Linked DNA regions of Mus musculus: region 1 is linked to region 2. A link is a loop called in an ENCODE intact Hi-C map of the cell type or tissue named here. Cell type or tissue: left cerebral cortex. All regions are shown on one strand. Links, peaks and the distances in the headings refer to the core of each region. The heading gives the core; the rest is flanking DNA.

Region 1 (5,379 bases), core at 102-5,101, 130 kb after region 2:
CACACATACATACACACACACATACACACACACACACACACAAACACACACACACACACACACACACACACACATATTCATCCCACCATTTCCGTGTCTAATGTCCAAACGTTCCTATGCTATTTTTCTCTGGGCTCTTTCCTATACCTCTTCACGACTCCTGCAGCCCCATTCACGTGGCTGTCAAATGCACAGCACTTGTGAGAACTGACTCAGACTCGATGGCTTTTACAGATCAACCTTTAGTATTTACAACTGATTGTTTCCTCTCCCAAAGGCGAAGGAAAAACCAGAACTCCTTCTTTTACTTTATTTCACATTTCTGTCCAACAAGCTTTAGAGATGTATATGTTCTATAAACGTAAGATAGAAACTGGGATAGGAACCAAGAACCCAAGTCTCTTTGCTTTAGTTTCTTTTCTACCGCAAAATTGCTAGTCTAACCTACTGCCTTCAATAGGAATGTTAGCACAATATATCTAAAATGCATTTATAAAAGTAAAAAGTATTACCTATTCTAATTATACACTTCATATTTTTCTTTCAATGAGACTCAAATTCTGATTTAATATAGCTAAATAAATCAGTTCTATGCACACCTGCTTCTCTCCACACAAAATATGCATGTACACAAAACACAGGCACCTGATTATGGGAAATCAGAAATTAGGCCCACATAATGGATTTTCTTTTAACCACCCACTCGACATTTATAGTCCACTTTAAGGGCTCCATGCCTAGAATTGGCAGCTCTAGGAACAGTGAGATCAGTTTGTCTACAGTTGTTCCCAACCTTTTTTGGCTCTGGTACACCTACACTTGCTTCCAAAAATATACCCCACAGTCTGGTGCTCAATGGAATGAAAATCTTCCCTGAGCTAATAGAATATAAAACAGGGGAGGGAACAGACATAGCTCTGTATTTCCGGGTACTCGTACAACACAGTGAGGCAAAGCAGCGGAAAGGACATGACTGGTGCAGCACTGGGAGAAAAGGGGTTTCCAGCTGCTCCCTCGACACACTGCTTTAGGAGAGACTTACATGTATCGATCTCCAGCCACCAGTTTGGTCTTCTCTGAGACAGAGGATATAGTTTTGAAGAGATGGCTAGCTCAAAAAAAGAAAAATGGTGTGGCCAGTAGTACCATTTGAGCATATGAAAACTAATGGGTTTATACAAGGTCAAAAAATCACGCTTTGGGCCCTACTTGGAATGTATTGTAACTGCCTGAGTTAACTAGCTATAGATAATGCCTAGAAGAAAACTGATTTTAAATCAGAAACAAAAATGCGATCGAGGGCATAACTCAGATAAATCGTTCAGTCTCAGTGAGCCGCCTTCAATATTGAGCCTATTCCAAGTTGTGCCCAGTAAGAGGCAAAGATCCTTTATTTCCCTGGGCACTCAGAATTGTTCATAATTTATACCATTGCTCTCAATAATTTTATTTCTTGGGAGTTGAATCTCAACAATTTATGTCATAATTCATGTAATTAACATGCATTTCTTAGAATGTTTTTACTAAATTTTGATAATGCTTATCGTAAAATTTCTTTGCTTTTGAGGGCAAACAGAAATCTTTGAAGTTAAATGATGTTACCTTCTTTATGAATATAAATATATCTTGTAGAAAATTTACTGCAGGGGAGTCCTGGTCAGGATATTAATAATAAGAATTTAGCAACCTCCATGATACTGCTTAGATCAGTGCAGCTTCAACCTTCCTAATGCTACAACCCTTTAATACAGTTCCTCATGTTGTGGTGACCCCAGCCATAACATTAGTGAGAACCACTGGCTTACATGAAACCGTCATCATCTCTTACAAAAAGGATGCTGGAGAGAGCCATGTGCTGCCCCACAGCATTCCTTCATGTAGTATACGCTCTAACCTGTCTACAATACATCCTATATTACCAGAAGATAAAATTTGGCTTTGTGGGGAGCTGGAGAGATGGCTCAGAGTTTAAGAGCACTGACTGCTTTTCCAGAAGACTCAGGTTCAATTTTGAGTGGCTCACAATAGTCTGTACCTCTAGTCCTGGAAGCGGGTAGGAGATGATCTCCCGCCCTCTTCTGGTCTCTGCAGGTACTGCATGTACATGTTGCCTAGATACATGCAGGCAAAAGATGAATACACATAAAAATTAAAAACCTGAATTTTGTAAAATAAATTCATATTTTTATTATTGTCATGCCATTAAGGTATATCAGACAAGACCAGTTTTAAACTGATCTCAATTTATGCCTTACTTAGATTTTTCCCTAGTTTCTAGAACAATTTAAAGAGCCATATCCCTTAATTCTTAAAAGGCACAGAAAATAAAGGTTTGTGGAATTGTAACAAAGGACAGCTAGGAAGTAAATGTAGCTTGCTGGCATCCCAAGTAAGTCAGTAGTATCAACTGTGTAAGAATTGTGTGCATAATTAGATTAAAATTTGAGGACATGGCGGCGGGGGGGGGGTGACTTTTACTTGGTGATAATGACCAAAATATGGAAATCTGGAAAGCCAGGCTGCAGAACAAGTACATGCTGGAAAGCCGGGGCCAGTGCTTCTCTGGGTGCCACCATCTGCTCCTTGCACCAGAGTTCTGGGCTCTTCTTCCAGTTAAACAGAAATTGAGAATGAGAATTCTTACTATTTCAGACATTAGAAAAAGGAGAAAAGAAATCAGTCAGGTACAGATACGGACTTTGAATCTGGATCTACAATCCCCACTTGACTTTCCTGAGACAAGGCGATGACAGCATGAGCTGGCTGACTGTGGAGAACAGAAAGGCTTTCTCCAAGAGATCACGAATGGAAGGCTAGTCCCCCCTCCTTTAGCAAGGAGCAGCTCCAGGAACTATTTGGAATTAATGTTAAAATAGATGCCAGAGGAAAAATTAAACTAAAGCCAAAGAGGTGCTAAGAACCAAAAAAAGAAGACTTGGCTGTCATCCGGCTCCTTTGAAAAGATACCACGAAACAGATTAGAAAATAGATAAAATAACCTAAAATAATACTATATTGAATAATATGAGCAGTACTCTTGAAAACTGAAAATCATGAAAAACAAGGAAAGTTTTAGAAGCTTCAAAAGCCAAGAGGAACCTGGGCAGACATCATGAGTAAATGTATGGCGGCCTGGTTGGGATCCTAGTACTGAAAGAAAAGGAACCCAAAGGAAAACTTAGCTGCTGTCTGAATAGACTGTGGAGTGCAGGTAACAACTGTGCGCCAGCATTGATTCCTTAACGGTCACAAGTGTACCATGCTCGTGTGAGATACTGAATGCAGAGAAAACTGTGCGGGGTATAGGAACGCTCTACGAGGTGCCCATGTTTAAATACCTTCACATTTTTTCTAGTAAGTAAAGTTTATTAGAAAATCCTATTTCTAGGTTATTTGAAATTATTCTATTAATGAAAAAAATCCCTAAACTGAGGGTCCAACTCAGAGGCCTAGATTAAGGGCAGTAAAAGACTTTAACCATGACATGACAACAGGTCAAGGAGTCCACATTCCTCAGGAAGCCAGCACAGATAGTTCCGAATCCAGACCTAAGATCCCTTCAGCGAATGTCAGCAGGGTCAATGATTACGAAGACAATAAAGCTGTCTGCTAAACTTTGCTCATCCCAAACAACTTGAGAGCCCTAAAGCACATTGCAGACAGTAATGCAATCTCTGTGTGCAGAAGTAGAGCTAATGATTTCCATGGTATCAAACAAGCTCAGGAAATAGGACCTTTATCAGCTGTCACTGGCCCAGGAAGTGGAGTGTGGGAGGAGGCGGAGGCGGAGAAGAACACAGGCAGCCCAAGCAGCCACCCAACTTATCCTGTGGTCTGACACTAGCCTTTACAAGAGTAAAGCAACAGACTCCATGACTCTTGCTCTTCTTGCCTAATGATTCTTTAAGAACAAAGTACCATGAATATAATATTTATTAGTAGTTTATAAACTCTGAAGGGTGATTTCTCAAGGGAAATCAGCGGGCCACAGTTACCTAGTAAAACAGATGTCAAGGTGACAATATGTTGATTCTAAACATCCATCCTTCCATTCAAATCACAAATATTTATTAAAGACACACGAAAGAAGTCAGTTCAGGAGAACGCTCTGAACTGATGGAAGAGTTTAGATGACAATTGGACCAATAACTAGAAAAGCGAATGAAGGTAAGAGAATTTCATTTAGAGAACATTCTTGCTTAACCTTGCGCTCCCTCTAGTGGTCTCTTGGTTAAAATGCAATGCTTATGTAACAGCTCAGTCAGTTAATGGTTGATAAGCTCAACTACACTACAAAGGCTTATCTAAGTTTGGGATGACACTAATCTCTTTTCCCTCTCTCCTCCTCTCCCCACCCCAGCCTCTCTCTTTCCTCCCCTCCCCACTATCTCTATGTTCTGATAATTTCATTCAGTCTGTTAAGAGATTATCATTGATTCAGCCAACACATATCGGAGCATACCTTGATAAGGTAGTAGCTAATCTTTGCAGTTTAATTTATTTTCTATTTTCTAAACATTGACAATCAATAATTTGATCGGTAATGACATAAGAACATACCCCAAGGACTAAAATCAGTATTTCTTACTTTTACTTTTCTGCCATCTCTTCAACATTCACACTCATTTGTCCTTATAAACATTTTTATTGAATATTTGCTATATGCTAGGTATGATTCTAGGCAGTGAAGCGACAGGTATAAACAGGGAGGCCCCACTGAGAATGTGGTATGCAAGGACCCAAAGGGACTGAGGTGGCTTTTGGGGGGGGGGCAAGGAAGAAATAGGAATGGCAAGGGCAAAGGCCTAGGGGTGAACACAAGGAGTCAGTGAAGGAAGAGAGTAATAGTTCACCAAGGGACGGGATACAGGAGTATTTGGTAGGGACGAGCAGACCAGAGCATGGACTGTTTTGTTTTACTCTATGTGAAATGGGGAGGCAGCCAGCCAATGCAGCATGACAAGCCAAGGAGTGACAGGATCTAATTTATGTTGTGACAGGGTCACTGTGCCTGTTCTGCACAAAACAGATCAAAGGGACAAGGCTAGAAGCAAGAACACTGTCTGGGCAGCTGCTGTAATACAGTAAGAGAAATGTTAGTAGCTTCCACGGGGAGGAAGAATAAAGACCGACTGTAGACATCTGAAGACAGAATTACTGCCCCCCCCCTTTTTTTTAAGTATCTAAGCGATCGAATGTGACTCATGAGCAGGAGGAGTCAAGAATGACCCAAACATGTTTGGCTTCATAGGTCTCAAGGATGGATTATTTTTTTGATATATACTGAGTTTAGGATATCAACCTGACAACCAACAATCAAGTCACGTTGACCATTCTGTCATGAATCTGAGTCAGGAATCCTCATAGTCCAGATTTCTC
Region 2 (5,379 bases), core at 75-5,074:
TTTTAGAATGTGGGGAATTAAACCCCCCTTTCTAGCGGTTTGTATACAATATAAATGGATGTCTACTGGAATGCATTTTATAGCTTGAAAGTTCTGCTTTTATAAGAAATATGCCCATCTTGTTGCCCCCTTGGGGTACAGTCACCAAAGGTCCTTTTCCTCCAACACAGGCACAACAATGCCTAATCAATTCTATATTTGCCAGAGACCCATTAGATGGGTGCCAGACTTCCCAAAACATTCTAGTTGGGAGTACCTGAGATGAGGGGCGGGGGTCCAGTTCAGTGGTGGTGTGCTTGCTCAGCAAGTACAAAGCCCCGGGTTTGATTCCTGACACGACATAAAAAAGTAATCAGGGTGATCTTTGCCTTTCTGTTAAAAAAACCAAACCAAACTAAGATGTTTCACAACTCACAAACAACTGAGGGAGTTCTTATTTAGTATTGGTAGCTTAATGAATTAGGTAGAAGGACACATCTAAATTCTGTTGAGTTTAGCTGAAACAAAGACTAGGCCTTGCTTCCAAAACAACATGCTATTTGAACAGTAAAACCCTCCAGAGTCCAGAGATAAGCACAGTTTCTGAGCATAATCTCCCCACTCCCCCCCGCCCCCCGCCTGCCTTGGTCAGCTTGCAGAGGCATGGGCGAGAGGACAATGCCAATACAAATGGAACTGTATTCGAAGGAAGCAAAAGGAGGGCCAGAGCAGTGGGTGAAAAGTTAACTGACTTCACTTAGACCACCATATTAAAACCAGATGTGGCTAAACTGTTTGGATGAGAAAAACTGGTGTTACTGATAGCGTGAACAAACCCTTTGTGCTTCCCTCCCAATACAGTATCATTACAGGGCGCTGGAGGTGTCATTTTCTTTCATTCCACATGTAGCACATTCTCAACAAGTTAAACCGTTTCTAATCTCGTGTAATTAGATAGGTCTCGCTACATCCCTCAGTTGAAGGATTTTATGAGCTTTCTTGTTCTGTCTCCCTTTTGTGACAGCTTCTTTGGAGCTGGAAACTAACATTTACTAACATTTCTTCCCTTCTGGCACCTGTCAGCTGGATGGGCTCTGGGAAAAGGAGGCTCGGGAGGAAAGGAATGGAATGCCTACTCCCTGCCTGCCTGGCTTGGTATCACAGCCCTCTTTGTCTTGCTCTGCTCTGGAAAGTGCTATTAAATATACATTCAAAATAAACAATGGGCAGAGGGACGAATAAAATGATGAAGATCTTAATTTTCTATTTAACATAAACGTCAAGTTCCTTTATTTACTAAATGTGCAGCCAGGGTGAGGTGCGAGCCAGAGATGGAAGCTCTTTCATACAGCCCCAGGGTGACCCACCCTGCAAAGCACAGAGGCTCAGCTCTTTGATCTCCCCGGCCAGTCACTTTGGGCAGAGCCCACCACTAGCTACAGCGACCCCAGCATGACTGCCTTCTCTTTCTTTTGGAGCAGAGTTTGAGGAGTCATCGGACATTTGACATCAGAATCAAAGGCTGGATAAACACAAGGGTTTTTACTTCAATGAAGAAATAATAATCGCCCTTTGGAATTGAAAGTTTTCCCTTCAAAAGGCTTTACGGCTTTCCCCCAACAAGAGCTTTTCTGGGGTCATTTCTTGACCATTCTGTGACGTCTTTGTGAGGTCGCTGACTGGCAAATGCTCTCCATGTGTCGACGGGAAAACACAGAATTAAGGCCGATTATGCTTCTATGTTGTAGGGCTTGTGCATGATTGATTATATGCAGGGCCTGACCTCTTACCACAAAATTCTGTGGTTTTTGTCCCATAATGAGGAAAGACAACTGAAGGAGTGCAGTATAGAACAGAAATGCATGAGTGACAGGGCCACCTGACGTTCCCTGGTACTTTACAGTTTATAAATCGCTTTCAGAGTTGCCCTTTCATGGATAGGCAGTGTTCACTCCTATTTCACCAAAGCAACTGGACAGCAGAAATAAGAGCCTGAGTTGGCACTGGCAGAGCTCCGGGTTTCTCACGCCAGGGCGGGGCCACTGGGGTGAGCGAGTGCTGTGCCTTCCAGGAATAGTACTGGCTGCCCGAGAGAGACTCCTTGTAGATGGTCTGGATTGGAGATTAAGTTGGGTTCTCTTTGCATTCCATTTAGCAGATTGCTCATGCTTTCACTACAGATCAGGCTCAGGAATTCCTCTGCCAGCTGAGAATCTGAATGTTGCTTTGGCTGTGAGACAGTATCTTATTTATTCCCATAAATCCCTTCCCCCTCTTGTCCCTGAGTACTTTCACCCTAAAATGGAAAAGGGGGCAGGGAAGATGATGTGAACATTTGGGTGCTGGACCGAAGCCACCCTTGGCAGTTTTTGTTCATCTCTAAGACGCTCCCCAGCATCGACTATAGGCCAGTGAGTCACCCAGAGTAACACATAGTCCCTGTAGCCTTCATAAATTAGTTCCTCAAAAGTGCTGCTGAGGAAACAAAGCAAGCGGAGTTCAAGGGTGAAAAGCAAAAGCTGCTTTAAAGAACACTAGTCAATTTCCAAGGAGAGGATGAAGATGGGGCTGCAAGTGATGAAAGTGGTCTGCACTTTTCAGATTTCCTCTCCAGTTTTAAAGTGGAGGCTTGAGCCTCTTATGTCCAAGGGGAGCTTTGACATGAGGAAGTCAGTTCACCCTGGCCCTGCTCACTGTCTAACAATCCAGGGGCTCTGAGCAGTTACACAGCTCAGCATCCCTGGCAGAGGGAGGGCAGTCCCAAATTGGAAAGGAAGAAAAACGAGAAGCAGCTGGCACAAATGATGCCTAGTGCTACGCTACTCATCTATCCAGCTGTCTCTTTAGCATCGCTGTTAGTGCATCTCTCAATGACCAAGCTCAGTTTGTACACATAGAGGTCTCTTTTGGTCATTGCTGTGTTTGCTTGCCATGAAACAGAGGGAAAAAAATGTAAAGATAAGCGAAGTCAGATGGGCAGACACATCTGTAAAGATGTTTGCAGGTGCTCCTTTCTGGAAACGTACACAGAAGGAACACCACACAGGAGGGTTCTGTACAGTGCCCAGAAGCCACTTGTCACAGGCAGCATGGAGGGTGAGGACAGGCTGCATTGGTCTGTAGGACAGTTTCACTTACACTTCTATTTATAGTCTCAAAACTAAATATGAAAATGGGAGTTCCTGATTAAAGGATGGCCATTTGGAGATACGCGTGGCTTTGTTTTTCTACACTTCTAGAGAGCCAACTCAGCAATACTTAGAAGAGCTCTAATCAATAGAGAGGAGGTTAATTACTCACCAACCTGGAGACCAGGAGGGGAAATGTGCAAGCTGTTTTCCCCTCAGGTAGACTTAGAATTTTTGTCTGTTTAGGCTGGAAGGGACTACAAAGTGTATCCTAGTTAAACCCCGAAGAGAACTCTGGAAGAATTGGATGTTGTCTTGGGTCACATGAGCTGGTGGAAAATTCCATTAGAAAACAAAACAAAACCACCTCTCTGGTGCTTTACGCCTCAAGTTTCTGCCCATCCTCCAGCCCTGTACCTTTAGAGACCTCTAAAGCTACCCAGCATGTCAGAGTCTGTCCAATTTCGCTCTTCTATGACAACACTGGGAAGCTCAGTGCCTGAGTACATCCTTGGCCACTACACAGGGCATGATTATTCCTGTACTACTGAGCTTCCTGAAATCTGCCCTCTTTTACAGGCAGTAGGAGGGAAATAGGAGAGCCATGCACCCAGACCAACACAGCTGCTGTGGAAGTCCACTACTGCTTACAAGTCTGTTTTTTTACTCTTTAAAACCTTTCTTTATAAAACCTTAATTTCAACAAAAGCTGTAACAATGGCTGCAGGTCGGGCTCACTAGTAAGAAATTTGGCTAGCATTCATGGAGGCCTAGGTTCCATCTCCAACAACCTGCCCTCACTCCCTGCCCCATGCAATTGTATATATTTCTAGTGTATGAGGTGGTGTTTTCACATATACATTATTAAAAAGCGATGAAACCAAGCTAAAGAACATATCTTCTGGGTTGGGAGAGGGTGAGGAGATATTAGTCAAAGGGCATGCGTGTCAGGTAGGAGGAGGAAGGATCACGATGAACTTAACACTGGCCCGCTGTGTACTTGGAAATTGCCAGAGGAGCAGATTTGAAATGTTTTCATCATAGTTTTTACAGGTTCCAATCTGAAAGTTCTTAGAAGAAAAGAATTCCTCTCAAGTTCTCATTTTAAGATATAATTGATATGTACAAATGCCTCATATACCTAAATCATATTTGTATGTAATTTTCTATACCTAAACACTTAACATACATGTAAATTATGGAGTCTAAAATATGTAGCTGTAAACCTACCACTGCCGTGCACACATCTACCAAATATGACCAGCTGCACTGAGGCACCCGTCCCCCACAAGCTACCCTCACCCCACCCCACTGTTTTAAGTACTAGAGCGGTATGGTAACATGTAATATCTGATAGAGGAAGTCCTATCTTACTGCTCTTCAAGAATGCCCTGGCTTTTCTTTGCATACCTATATAAAATTTAGAAGCAACTCATCAAATTCCATGAAAGGCCCTGTAAGATTTTTGATAGGAATTACAATGGCTATATTGATTGCTTTAGACTATCTATTGATTGTAAAGGATAGCTTTACAATATTGAGTCTCCCTACCTCTGAACAGGACACGGCTCTTTATCTTGATAAAGTTTTATAATTTCCTCCACAATGGATCTCTGGCACATATTTTGTTTGATTTATTCTTGACACCTTCTATTTTTACTGCTGTCGTAGTTTTAATTGCATTTTTGATTCTTGCTGCTGCTGTATAGACATGACACTGATCTCCTTGCATTCTTTCTGAAATGTGTATCAATCCGACTTTTCCATTTAGCTCTAGTAACATTCCTCCAGGCCTCCGTGACTCTCTGTTGCTTAGTGCAACTGTCAATTTTCAGTTCTTATCTTGCTTGATTTTCCCAGCAGCACGTGACACAGTTGAGCACAACCTCCTCTTTGAAACACATTTGTCACCTGGCTTCTAGAACTGCATACTCTTGATTTTCCCTCTTTGTGTCTGTTTTCAGTTCTTTCTGTCTTCTTTGCTAGTTCTTATTTCTCCTCCAACATTTTGACTTGGGACTATCTCAGAGCTCAGTTTCTAGACATCTCCTCTTCTCCAGCTATACACCACCCCCCTTGGTGATTTTATTTATCTCATAGTTTTAAAATTTACCCATATATTAACTCCCAGTTTTACAATGCTAGTCCAACTCACCGTCAGGAAATAGCTAGAGAGCTGTATTTTTCCCTTCTACCAACTTGACATCTCCAGCTCAACATGCCCAAGCTGGACTCTTTAACTTATCATTTGAAACTATGCTTCCCACAGTCT

Evidence for each region. A loop is a pair of places that touch in the nucleus more often than their neighbours do. Peaks named below come from ENCODE experiments on the same cell type or tissue, not always from the same donor. Only the 100,000 strongest peaks of a DNase experiment are listed, where the experiment ranks them.
Region 1: it touches region 2 in a loop (3-fold over the local background); 3 of 42 quality-filtered maps call a loop at or near these places.

Annotation. Positions count from the first base shown.
Region 1 is chrX:102,474,916-102,480,294 of GRCm38, forward strand. All of the region lies in intron 4 of Hdac8 (histone deacetylase 8), which reads right to left. It overlaps Gm32262 (a long non-coding RNA gene), which reads left to right. Exons shown (of 14, transcript XR_003953070.1): 10 at 1-5,379. Among named protein-coding and RNA genes, the nearest start is that of Hdac8, 28 kb to the right of the region's middle. In left cerebral cortex, for the core only: CTCF peaks have their summits at 2,090 (motif pointing left) and 4,220 (motif pointing left); DNase peaks (open chromatin) are centred at 262, 809, 2,069 and 4,220.
Region 2 is chrX:102,348,181-102,353,559 of GRCm38, forward strand. The region is part of intron 9 of Hdac8 (histone deacetylase 8); the gene reads right to left. The region is part of intron 2 of Gm32262 (a long non-coding RNA gene); the gene reads left to right. Among named protein-coding and RNA genes, the nearest start is that of Gm32262, 55 kb to the left of the region's middle. In left cerebral cortex, for the core only: no CTCF peak of the experiment used is centred there; a DNase peak (open chromatin) is centred at 2,177.